Regions from separate parts of the Homo sapiens genome. Here region 1 is linked to region 2. Evidence: chromatin contacts called from ENCODE Hi-C data. All regions are on one chromosome and are shown on one strand. Each heading gives the region's core, a stretch centred on a gene start or an enhancer-like site at or near the end of the contact. The rest is flanking DNA. Distances are from core to core; before and after follow the strand shown.

The links. Hi-C counts contacts between places; a loop is a spot of excess contacts on that map. Pooled maps may share reads with other maps.
Region 1: a map of ascending aorta shows a loop between it and region 2 (2.1-fold over the local background). The contact joins the enhancer-like site here to the promoter of LINC03027 in region 2. A Hi-C loop is called at or near these places in 3 of 168 maps with a recorded cell type or tissue (Right ventricle myocardium inferior, aorta and ascending aorta) and 7 of 50 pooled maps.

Annotation. Positions count from the first base shown.
Region 1 is chr10:22,845,586-22,851,079 of GRCh38, reverse strand. No RefSeq gene overlaps it. Among named protein-coding and RNA genes, the nearest start is that of ARMC3, 80 kb to the left of the region's middle. Within about 2 kb of position 1,444, at least 21 of the 41 ENCODE cell types and tissues checked have a DNase peak (open chromatin) inside an H3K27ac peak, as active enhancers do; they include ascending aorta, where a contact is called at or near this core.
Region 2 is chr10:22,434,889-22,440,442 of GRCh38, reverse strand. It overlaps LINC03027 (long intergenic non-protein coding RNA 3027), which reads left to right and starts at 2,514. Exons shown (of 1, transcript NR_036533.1): 1 at 2,514-5,018. It overlaps LOC105376449 (a long non-coding RNA gene), which reads right to left and starts at 3,368. Exons shown (of 4, transcript XR_001747392.2): 1 at 3,292-3,368. RefSeq lists enhancers at 2,099-2,599, 2,607-2,766, 2,600-3,100, 3,067-3,116 and a silencer at 3,587-3,766.

The sequences.
Region 1 (5,494 bases), core at 195-2,694, 410 kb before region 2:
CTTTTTTTTTTTGAGATAGAGTCTTGCTCTGTTGCCCAGGCTGGAGTGCAGTGGCACGATCTAGGCTCACTGCAACCTCCGCCTCCTGGGTTCAAGCGATTCTTCTGCCTCAGCCTCCTGAGTAGCTGTGACTACAGGCGAGCACCACCATGCCTGGCTAATTTTTGTATTGGCCAGGATGGTCTCAAACTCCTGATCTCATGATCCGCCCACCTCAGCCTCCCAAAGTGCTGGGATTACACATGTAAGCCACCGTGCCTGGTGCAGTGTCTGCTTCTTAATTCAGTCTCTGCTCCTCAGGCTGAGCATTTAGGTTCTTGTGGTTGCACACTTGGGCATGGTCAGGTTACATAAGCTTCAACCTCGGGGGCTCTTGGCAATAGAGAAACAACTCACAACTTTGTTATGTAAAAGTTGAGCCAGATTGGTCTGGTGCAGTTAGAAAGTCTCCCTACTATAAAATATCCTTCAATATGGCTTCAGTTTTACAACTATTAGTATGATTATTTGACTGATGTCTTTCTCCCCTTGCTAAGGAATGCTGCCCTGTGAGCATAGGGACCCTGTAAGGGCCTGGTTCCTTATTGTCTGCCTAGCACATGACAAAATGTCAAGCACAAAGTAGGCAATCAATCAACTTTTGTTAAAGGAACAAATGAATAAATGATCAGTATTATGTCTTTGTGTATCTCTATAGAAATATTGATTAATTTATCATGTAACCTATAACTTAGTTCATAGGAGAGGATACCATTCTTTAAAATCAACTCTTGGCCAGGTGCAGTGGCTCACACCTGTAATCCCAGCACTTTGGGAGGCCGAGGCGGGTGGATCACCTGAGGTTAGGAGTTCGAGACCATCCTGGCCAACATGGTGAAACCCCCATCTCTACTAAAAATACAAAAATTAGCCAGGCATGGTGTCGGGTGCCTGTAATCCAAGCTGCTCGGGAGAATGAGGCAGGAGAATCACTTGAACCCGGGAGGTGGAGGCTGCAGCTGAGATCACACCACTACACACTCCAGTCTAGGCGACAGAGTGAGACTCCATTTCAAAATAAAATAAACTCTTTGCTGTATAAGTAGCATATCATAAATCATTTTTTATGATTTATGATATGCTCGTCTCCCTCTTAGATGACAAAATATGCAAATATTCTGTTTGCATGGCAGTTTTGTTTCAGAGTTCCCTAATATTTTATAATATTACTCCACTTACTGTAGAATTTGAAATTAAGGAAATATTTGGGTTTTCAGTTTGGACCTTTTGATTTCTCTCCCTTTTTTTCACTCACTGATTTGCGTTTAAACTTCTACTTCTCTCTACTTACCAGACTCTGCTTCCTAACAGAGACCTTCCAGGATGAAAGGGCTTGTGGTTGGAGCTCAGCCACGTTGGTGCCGGGCAGTCATAATGGCTGCATTGTGCAGGGCGGCGCCTGTGACTGTCAGAGCCCGGCAGCCTCTGCTCCAGCTCCGGGACAGATTGTTCTCACTGCTGTTGCTCTGATTAGTTGTTTTTCTGATTCTAAACTTGGCTTTGCAGTCTGAGTTATTTCCTATTTAACCTCACATGCAACGTGGCATCTGGCCATGCCTCCTGAGAAGGCTTCTCTGATTCTGCCAGTTGAAATATAACTTGGTTTGTGTATGTGGGCTAGACCCTCCTGAGTCTGTCCCCTGGGAAGGGAAATAGGTTCTTCTGGTGAAGGTGACCCGGACCCAGACCTAAGAACATTTGCAGAACATTTGGATTGGTCTTAAGGTCCCCTGCCTACCCACACATTCCAGCTTATTCCTCCTTCTTCCACTCCCCACCCCAAGCCACTTCCCACTTGGGACCACTAACACTGATCCAGCAGCTTCTTACCTCTTGTGGTTCCATTCACTCCTCTTCTCTCTCTGTGCTCTCCCTCTCTGCCCATCTATGTGCGTTTCCTTCACGGGCTCTTCTTCCTCTTGCCACTGAACATGAGTATCCCTCAGGCCGCCACCTTGACATCTTCTCATTGCACTTTGCCCACCCTCCTTGGGAAGTCTTTCATCTGGAATAGGTAGCATCAACTCGAACCTCCATCCTGACTTTCAGATCCATATATTCAATGCCACTTGCAGAGTTTACCAGTCACTACTGTTTCATTGGACAGTATGATGCACATAAAAGTGTTTAAGGCAAAATAGAGAGGCTGACAGTTCCATAGGAAGCCGGTAGGAATGGCGCTTCTAGGGGCAGAGAGCTTTGCAGTGGCCTTCAATTCCCATCACATAGGATCTATTTGACTATATTATCAAGCCCAGATATGCTTCCTTTGCGAGGGGACAGGTTGCAATCATTATCCTCCTGTGTGATGACATCTTAAGTGGCAAGTGACATTCTTGTCAACCACCAATATGGCTAAGATATGAGTATGCATGATGCATTCTACCGTATATTTTCTCTTTTGAGGTTTAGAAAGATACAAGAGCACTCTTAAAACTGTAGAACAAAATCTCTTTGATAATATCATGGGGAAATTGCCACTGAAAACCCATTGGTGGAAATGTTCAGTCACTAGTATACAAATGCATTTCATATCTAATGTTGTTTTTTGAATTTACCCTTAATATTGGGCACTATTTACAATTAAATGAATGGCCACAATGTAACTATTAATGATAAAATGTCTATTTGCTTTACGAAAGAAATATGATCCCTGGAAGTCTTTGGTTTTGCATTTAAATTAATTAGTGAATTGAATACCTGTCCCTTGGATTGCTCATTTACACTCTTACTAAAAAGGTGGCTAGCTTGTCAGAGGAAGTACTTTCAAATTGGCTAATTAATTGCATGACCACATTCCCATGGAAATAGCAAAAGGGCATTCTAAGGACAAACAAAAAATATCTGCACGGGCATCATACTCGTCATCAGCTCTAAAGTAATGTTATCTGTAGACATCTACTCAGTAAAAGAGCTGCTTGACTAATAGGACAGATTGGCTTCAGGAAAAAAATGTATATATATGAAAACTGTGTTTACGTCTTATCTAATTAAAGAATATATGGTATCAAAGACTAAGTTTTAAACATTTAATATAAAATGAGCATTCACAGATATGAACAGTGCTCACATGTAACAACTGGAAAAGAAAGCATAATAAAATTAAAGATGCAAAGTTATATAAATATATATATAATATATATATATTTTTTGAGACATAGTCTTGCTCTGTCACCCAGGCTGGAGTGCAGTGGTGCAATCTTGGCTCACTGAAACCTCCATCTCCCGGGTTCAAGTGGTTCTCCTGCCTCAGCCTCCTGAGCAGTTGGGATTACAGGCATGTGCTACCACACGTGGCTAATTTTTGTATTTTTAGTACAGACGGGGTTTCACCATGTTGGCCAGGCTGGTCTCAAACTCCTGACTTCAGGTAATCAGCCTGCCTTGTCCTCCCAAAGTGCTGGGATTACAGGTGTGAGCCACCATGCCTGGCTCGTTATTTATATATTTGCCAGAAAAAAATAGTGGGACCTTGAGGGATTTAAATCTTCATAGGCTAAAAGTGAGGCAGGAGAATAGGGTCTGGAGGCAGGAACATAAGGCCAATTCACACTGACTTCCTAGGACTAAATCAAATGGAAACACTTCAGCTATGATAGGAAATATCCTCTCCATTTACATAGGGCATACACCAAGTAACCAATGGAAACCTCTAGAGGATATTTAAACCCCAGAAAATTCTGTAATGGGGCTATTGAGCCCCTATGCTCGGGCCCACTCCCACCCTCTGGAGCGTACTTTTGTTTTCAATAAATCTCTGCTTTTGTTATTTCATTCTCTTCTTGCTTTGTTTGTGCCTTTTGTCCAAATCTTTGATCAAGACGCCGAGAACCTGGACACCTTCAACCATTAGCATAAGGATTCAAAAAAGCCCAAATTTTGACCTAACGTATTATTCTACTGAATACAGGGCATCATCCCTTGCTTTGAACTGTATCTAAATTAGCCTGCAATGATAGATCCTGGACATAGCAGGTCATGCCAGTGTTTTGAAAACCTCACCAATGATGCCACCATATTGTATGATTCAGGTCCACAACACCTCCATCCAAATTCCCTCCAATTCACAGTCAAGTAGCTAAAACAACCACATTAAAATAAATCAATTACTCTTGATAGGCATACTAACCTATGAACAGTCTGAAACCCCACTGGAGTCCCAGTTCTGAGGAGGTGTGCTTTAGCCTTCTCCAATAAAACATGTTTTGTCAGTGGGCGAGGTAGCTCACATCTGTAATCCCAACACTTTAGGAGGCCGAAATGGGAGGATCACTTGAGTCCAGGAGTTCCAGACTAGCCTGGGCAACATAACAAGACCCCTGTTTCTTTTTAAAAATTAGCCAGGCATGGTGGTGCTCGCCTATAGTCCCAGCTACTCGGGAGGCTGAGGCAGGAGGCTTGCTTGAGCACAGGAGTTGGAGGCTGCAGCAGGCTATGATTGTGCCACTGTACTCCAGACTGAGCAACTGAGGGAGACTCTGTCTCTAAAAAACAAAAGCATGTTTTGTGAAAGATACCTCATTAACAGAAGGTGGCATGCAAACTCTCTAGTTTGTATGTTCTGAATAATACTTTTGACTCTTTTTTTTTTTTTTTTTTTTGACTCCACCTAGAGTCTGTCCTCTCCTCCCAGCACTCCTTACTTGACTGAATGACAGAATGGATGTGACAACAGATTCAGAGATTTGTTAAAAAGGTCATGTCATGCAAGAGGTAATGACAGGGGTGCAGACTTTGGGTTTCAACCTTTGGTTTCTGGAGTTGATCTCATAGCTTTAGCCTCATAATCTTGCATGATCTGTGCTGAGAATCACGCTGTGGCATATTTCCAATGCATTTCTAAGGATCAAGGTGCATTCAAAGTTGGTGGAAGGATTCAATCTAGTGAATGTGGTGGGTGGATGGATCAAAGTGAATGTGATTCTGGTTTCTTGCTTGTTGCTGCCATGTCCCTCACTGCTTGGAAGAACTGGAAAGTGGTTTTTAATATCGTTAGCTAGAATTCTAAGTCACCTTCCTGTGAGACCAAAAAGGGAAAAAATCAGTGCAAAATGCAACTTTTCACAGTCAGATTTTTAAAATATGGGCTTTGCAGTATCAATGCAAGTTTGCGAATGTTGGCTTATGGGCTAACAGCAAAGTAGGTGTGATTCTCCTCAGCTCTGGGGCTTTCATTTTTTGTTCATTCATGCATGCATGCGTTAATTCATTCATTTATTCATTCATATCAAGATAGTGGAGAAAATTCATATTTAAGTCTTATGACTTGATTCTCCCTCACACCTCTCACACAAAGCAAAGGAGTGCAGCTCTTTGTATTGGGTTGAGGTGGGAGAGATTGTTCTAAATCGCAACAATAGAGACAGAGATAACTCTATACTCTATATAGATGTTGGAATGGTTATAAAATGCAACATTAATGACAAACATCATTCTTAAAGACAAGGAAAATAAT
Region 2 (5,554 bases), core at 1,265-3,764:
CTTATAAAATTATCAGTGCTGGGACTCCAATGCCGTAGATTCTAATTTATTTGGTCAGGGGTAGGCCAGGAAACCAGTATTTTTAAAGTCTCCTAAGTGATTCTAGTATGTCTACCAGCATTGAGTATCACTAGCATTTTAGGTAATCTGGCTTTGACTCCTAGGCTTGAGCAACTTGGGGGACAGAAGGGAGGAGCTCAGCATGCTTCCTCGGTTTAGGATGAAGAGGATAGGCAGGGAAGTAAGGATAGTTCAGAAGAATGTTTAAACAAGTCTGAAATAAGATACATTTAAATGTGAAATGTGGAAGGGGAAGAATTATAATTAAGCCATAGTCTTCAGGGAACATTTGAGGCAGTGAGCATTTTAGGCTGAGTAACAGGAAATAAGTTTAGAGAAAACCGGTGAAAGAGAGTCAGAGATAATACAACTGAGATAAATTAGGCTTGAATATTCCTTATGGGGCTGTGCTGTGCACTACAATCCCATAAGCTAACATTATTTACTCTTAAAAAAAATCCTGGGAAAGAACACCTCTATTTTTTAAAAAAATATGTTTAATTTTGCTATTCTCCACATTATTTTTTGTTGTATATTACTATAAAATTGGTTATGGTCAACCAAAGTCTTGTGAAGGAAACAGTCTCATGGAAGAGTGAAAGCTGATTTGATTATAATAGCTAATAGTAGGATTTGTGAAGTAATTTTCACTTACACAACACTCAACTGAAGAAAACCAGCAAGATCATTTTTAGGCTTTTTAAATATTACAGGCATAAAAAATAAACTTTTAGAAATGGATTCATTCTGGTTAAAAGTTTTTTTTAAAAGGATCTGACTTTTAAATTGTATTTCATCATATATTTTTGACATGTTCATATCTCAGATGAGTTGAGGGACTGAAGAAATGAGTTTTTAAAAAATTGGTGAATAAAGGGAACCAACTAGCAAAGAAGGTGGTTGTGGCAAATGTAAAAATAAGAAGAAAGATGTAGTGAAAGGATGAAAGGGCCCTGGGAGTGGAATAATATGAAAGAGGGGACTTTTGTGTTTTGTTCACTGCTGTATCTACAGCATCTAGAACAATGCCTGGCACATGAAAAATGCTCAACAAATACAGTGTACTTGTTGAATAAATGACCTCCAAGGATACCTCCAGTTTTGTGTACCAGGATGCGATAATTACTGGGTGATTGAGGAATACACTAAATTTTTAACTTTTTTATTTAGAGCTTTCCAGCAGTACTGACACAGGTGTTATAAACTTTCCCTGCCAAGATGTGGCCTTTTCCTAACGAAAAGTTCCAAAGGAATGGAGATTGAGACTGGAGTAGTTTCTTAGAGGAGGTGGCTACTCCGATCCTCTTCACTCCAAAATAAAGTGTACTCCCGCTCACTTCCCTCAAAACAAATCCACCACTTATAAATGTGCAACCTGTGGGGCCATTTTTGAAACGTGTAATAAATAGGAGGATGTGGCCAATTTTCAGCTGAAACACTCCCCAGATATGCCTCCAAGCACTGTGTACACCACCATCTTGTAGGTGTTCTGAATGTCCCCAAGCCCCATGTTTTGCTCACGAGGCATGCCACCCTAACTCCCTGCTGCTGGAAATGAGAATATGTCTGAGGGTAACAGATGAACAGTAATAAATGGCTTCCATTTTCTTCATACATTTTTGATGGGCTGACCTCAGAGAACCAATCCCTCTAATGAAGTGGAAGGCATCCTAGAAGTGAGAGCTCACTTGTTTCACTTTCTTATTTGGAAAATGGAATGCTGGCGTGACCCCTTCTTAGCTATTCCTAATGTATTACTGCTCCAAAACACAAAGAGCAGGTTCAGAGATAACTTCTCCTTGCATCATTCGCCTTTTGGTTTTATGTTTGTCTCACAATAACTTTAGATAATGTGCCCTGTTTCTTTTTTTTCCACTGATTCAGCAAGTATTTACAAAGCCCCCAGAACACTGCTAGGTACCCTGCTAGGCTCCAGGGAACAAAAAATTCCCTGCTCTCCAAAAGGAGATAAAAATCAAGTGGGCAGAGAAGCCAATAAACGTGTAAAATGCGTTATCATACCAGGAGGTTATAAATGCTACAAAGAGAAATAAAACAGGAGTATGGGAGATGGGCAGTAACAAAAAGCTCTAAATCCAAACTTTACTACGCTGCTGTCAAAAAAAAAAAATATTCTATGCTCCCCCCAACCCTGTTTTGTTTTTTGTTTTGTTTTGTTTTGCCCTTGCAGCTTGCCAGCTCTAACAATAGCTGCCTTTTAAATAGTAGTCACTCTGAGGGATGAGAAATTACCTAATGGGTCCAAAGGACACTATTTGGGTGGGGGCAGCACTGAAAGCCCAGACTTCACCACTCTGCAATACCTGGAAGCAACAAAGCTGCACTTCTACCTCCTGAATCTAAAAACAAAACTAAAATAAACAATAGATTCTTCACTGCTGACTCCAAGCCCCTTTCTTAGGTTCGGTTTCCTCCCGCTTCTCTGACCAGGCGCTTCCATGGGCTCTGCATAAAAATTCGAAGATGATGGGATCCCCAAATCAGCTAGCAGCCCCACAGCCCTCCCGCCTTCCTCCCCTCTCTCCACGCCTCCCCCAGGCCGGCGATGCCGTCAGGGCCCGTGTCTGAGGCGTCCGGTGGATTCAGCAGAACAAACATCATAAAAAGATTATTTGCGAGAGGAGAAGACGATGCTGTGAGAACTTGGTCCCAGAGACCGTCTCAGAGCAGCAGAAAAACCGCAGGAAACCTAAGGAGCACGACCCTGACGGCGACGGAGGGGGTGCGCGCGGACAGCACTGTCACCTCCCGCCGACGCCAGGGCTCAAATCGGAACGAAGACTGGGCGGCCACAAATGCCGGCTTCTCCTTTCTTTCGCTGAGGCGGAGAAATCGCCCAGCGGTGCCCGGCGCGCCTCCCGCGGAAAGCGGGCGGTGACCATTCCGACAGGCCGTCCGCAGCGCTCCCTTTCCGCAGACAAAGCTGCCTCGAAAGGCGCTCCGCGGCTCCCGAGTCACCACGTTCCATTCGGCAGAAGAAAGCGAAAGCGGCCGCTCCCTGTCAGGCAGCCAGACAATAGCGGCGGGCAGGCCGCTCCACGCCAGCATCTTTGTTTCCCTCGCGCCGGGAAACGAAGTCTCCGGATACCACAGAAACCAGAAGCCGATACCACAGAAACCAGAGGCCGCTCTTCCCGCTCGGACGTTTACAGCGGGCGGGAGCGTGGCGGCCACCTCCGTCTTGGGGAAGCGGCAGGTTGAGCCCCGCACCTTGCTGTGCCCTCTAGAGCGAGCGGAGGAAGCAGGCGAAAAGCTGCTGCGAGATGTTGCGGCCTTGCAGACGTCTCAGCTCCTCCCGGCACGGCGGCCTGGTAAGGCGGGAAGTAGCGCCGGCCCCGCGCGGAAGGAAACGTGCAGCGCGATGCGGCTTAGCGCGGCTTTATAGAGCCGAGGCTTTATAGAGCCGCGCCCCGGCGACCCCTGCGGTGACTGCTGTCGGTCCGCGTTGTGTGTGTTCTCTGTTTCGGCCTCCGCTGCCCGCTGCGGCCTTGCCCCTGCGCCTCGGAGTAGCCGCCGCGGGCCTGTCTGCTGGAGCAAGGAGACCCGGAGGCCGTCCCAGGGGCGAGGGGGTAGCGGCCCCGGCCTCTTGGGCCCTCGGCCTCGCGCCCACCGAGCCCTCTGCCCGGGTTTGGTTGGGTGTGGAGCTTGCGACGCGCCCACTTCCTGGGCTGTGCTTCTGCCCGAGCTGATGCCTCGCCGCGACGCCAGGCCCTATCTTGACAGCGGGTGCCAGCAGGTCCAGGCCTACTGACGGGCGGAAGTCGGCCCGGTGCCCCCTCACACGCCCACACGCCGGGCGTGCCTCAGTTTCCTCTATTGTGACAGAATAGAGATGAGACGATGCAGGTTAAAATTACCTACCGGCGCATAATGAGTTCTCCAGCATCTAGCTAGTTCTACCATAGGATTAATACCCAAAACCACGTGGGTGGAGCTGAAAAACACGATGCTGTGGGGGGAAGAACCCAAAAAGCCATAGTCGGTCTGATGTCCATTTATAGGACATTCTAGAAGAAGCAACAGTGGCGATGCAAAGCAGTTGCCTGGGAAAGGAGTGGAACAGGACAGAATGGAATGCACAGGAGCGGGGGAACTTTGGGGCAGTGGTGGGACAATTTCATATCTTAATAGGAGCGGCGGCAACATGACGTATACAGTCGCCCCAAATCATCAAACTGTAGTTTCTAAATGGGTACGGTTTATTAACATTCAAATTATAAGAAAAGTCATTTCCTCAAAAGTTTCGGGGTTGGGGGAAGAGTTAAAGAAGGTCGTGGCTAGGTGGTTGTTGAGGAATAAGGGAGAAAATCACAGTTTACAAAATCTGAGAGCTGAATCCGTGCTGTTTCTCGATTGAGAAGCAGTGGACATCAGCAGTAGGAATGGCTCAGGTCCAAGAAGGCTATGCCCTACCAGACCCGGTTGATGTGCTTCCCCGGATTTACTCTGTCCCACCGTCCACCTCCACCCCGGCCTGCACCTCTCGCTTAGGGTAGAGGCCTGGCCTCCAGTGCCATCTCCCGACAGCCTCCCCCAGGTGAAGGTCATGCTTCAGCACTGCCTCCCTGACAGAGGCTCTGATGATGGGATGCTCTGACTCAGACTCAGGTGAGAAATTTGAAGGAACAGAATGCTCTTGCCTAGCAGTTGCCGGGAGGGGTCAGGTGCTGCCCCCAGAGAAGTGGGAGAGTTAGAGGTCCGTGAGGCATACTTTCCCCAAAGGGGGCAGAAAGCATGAAGTGGTCAGCATAGAAACTCGTCTCCCTGCCATCCACACAGTCCCAAGGCATGCTGGTTCTACATGGCTTGTCTGGAAGCTGTCCTTGAATGTAAAGTTGTTTTCAGCTCAATAATGTATTTGCCTGCCTTCGCCTTTCCTTTCACCCTTACCACCTTGGAATTGTACCGCCTAATAAAATCTTCGCACTTAAACTTGGCCTCAGGCTCTGTTCATGTGAATCAATTTAGCAGCCTTTGGGCTTTAGATCTGTGCTTTTCTGAAAATTTGGCAACCACAACACAAAATTAGGATTTTTGTTTCCTCTGGGCTCTGGTTTACTGTCCCATTAAAGTGCTTCTGTAAAAGGCAACCCAATTGAGACCAATGCTGAATATATAAATTTTTATAGGTATGCCCCTGTTTGAAGTTGCTAGAGACAGTAAAAGTTTGGGCTTCCATTTATTGGTTCCTAGTGGTGTTTATTCTCAAGAGTAAATTCCTAGAGCATTAGCACTTAAATGCTTTAAAAATTTGGAAACTTAAACCTGAGATGCATGCAAATGCAAAACAAAATGCTTTCAAATAATGATCATAAAGCTGTTAGTCTGGGGAGGTCTACTTATGTTTTTGGTCATGTTCTAGCTTTCCTAAAGACATCAGGGGAGGATATGTTAAAGCCTTTTTAAGTGATTTCTGGTTCATAGTGCTTTGCAAAACAATTTTTCTTGACATTATTTTCTATATTAAATACTT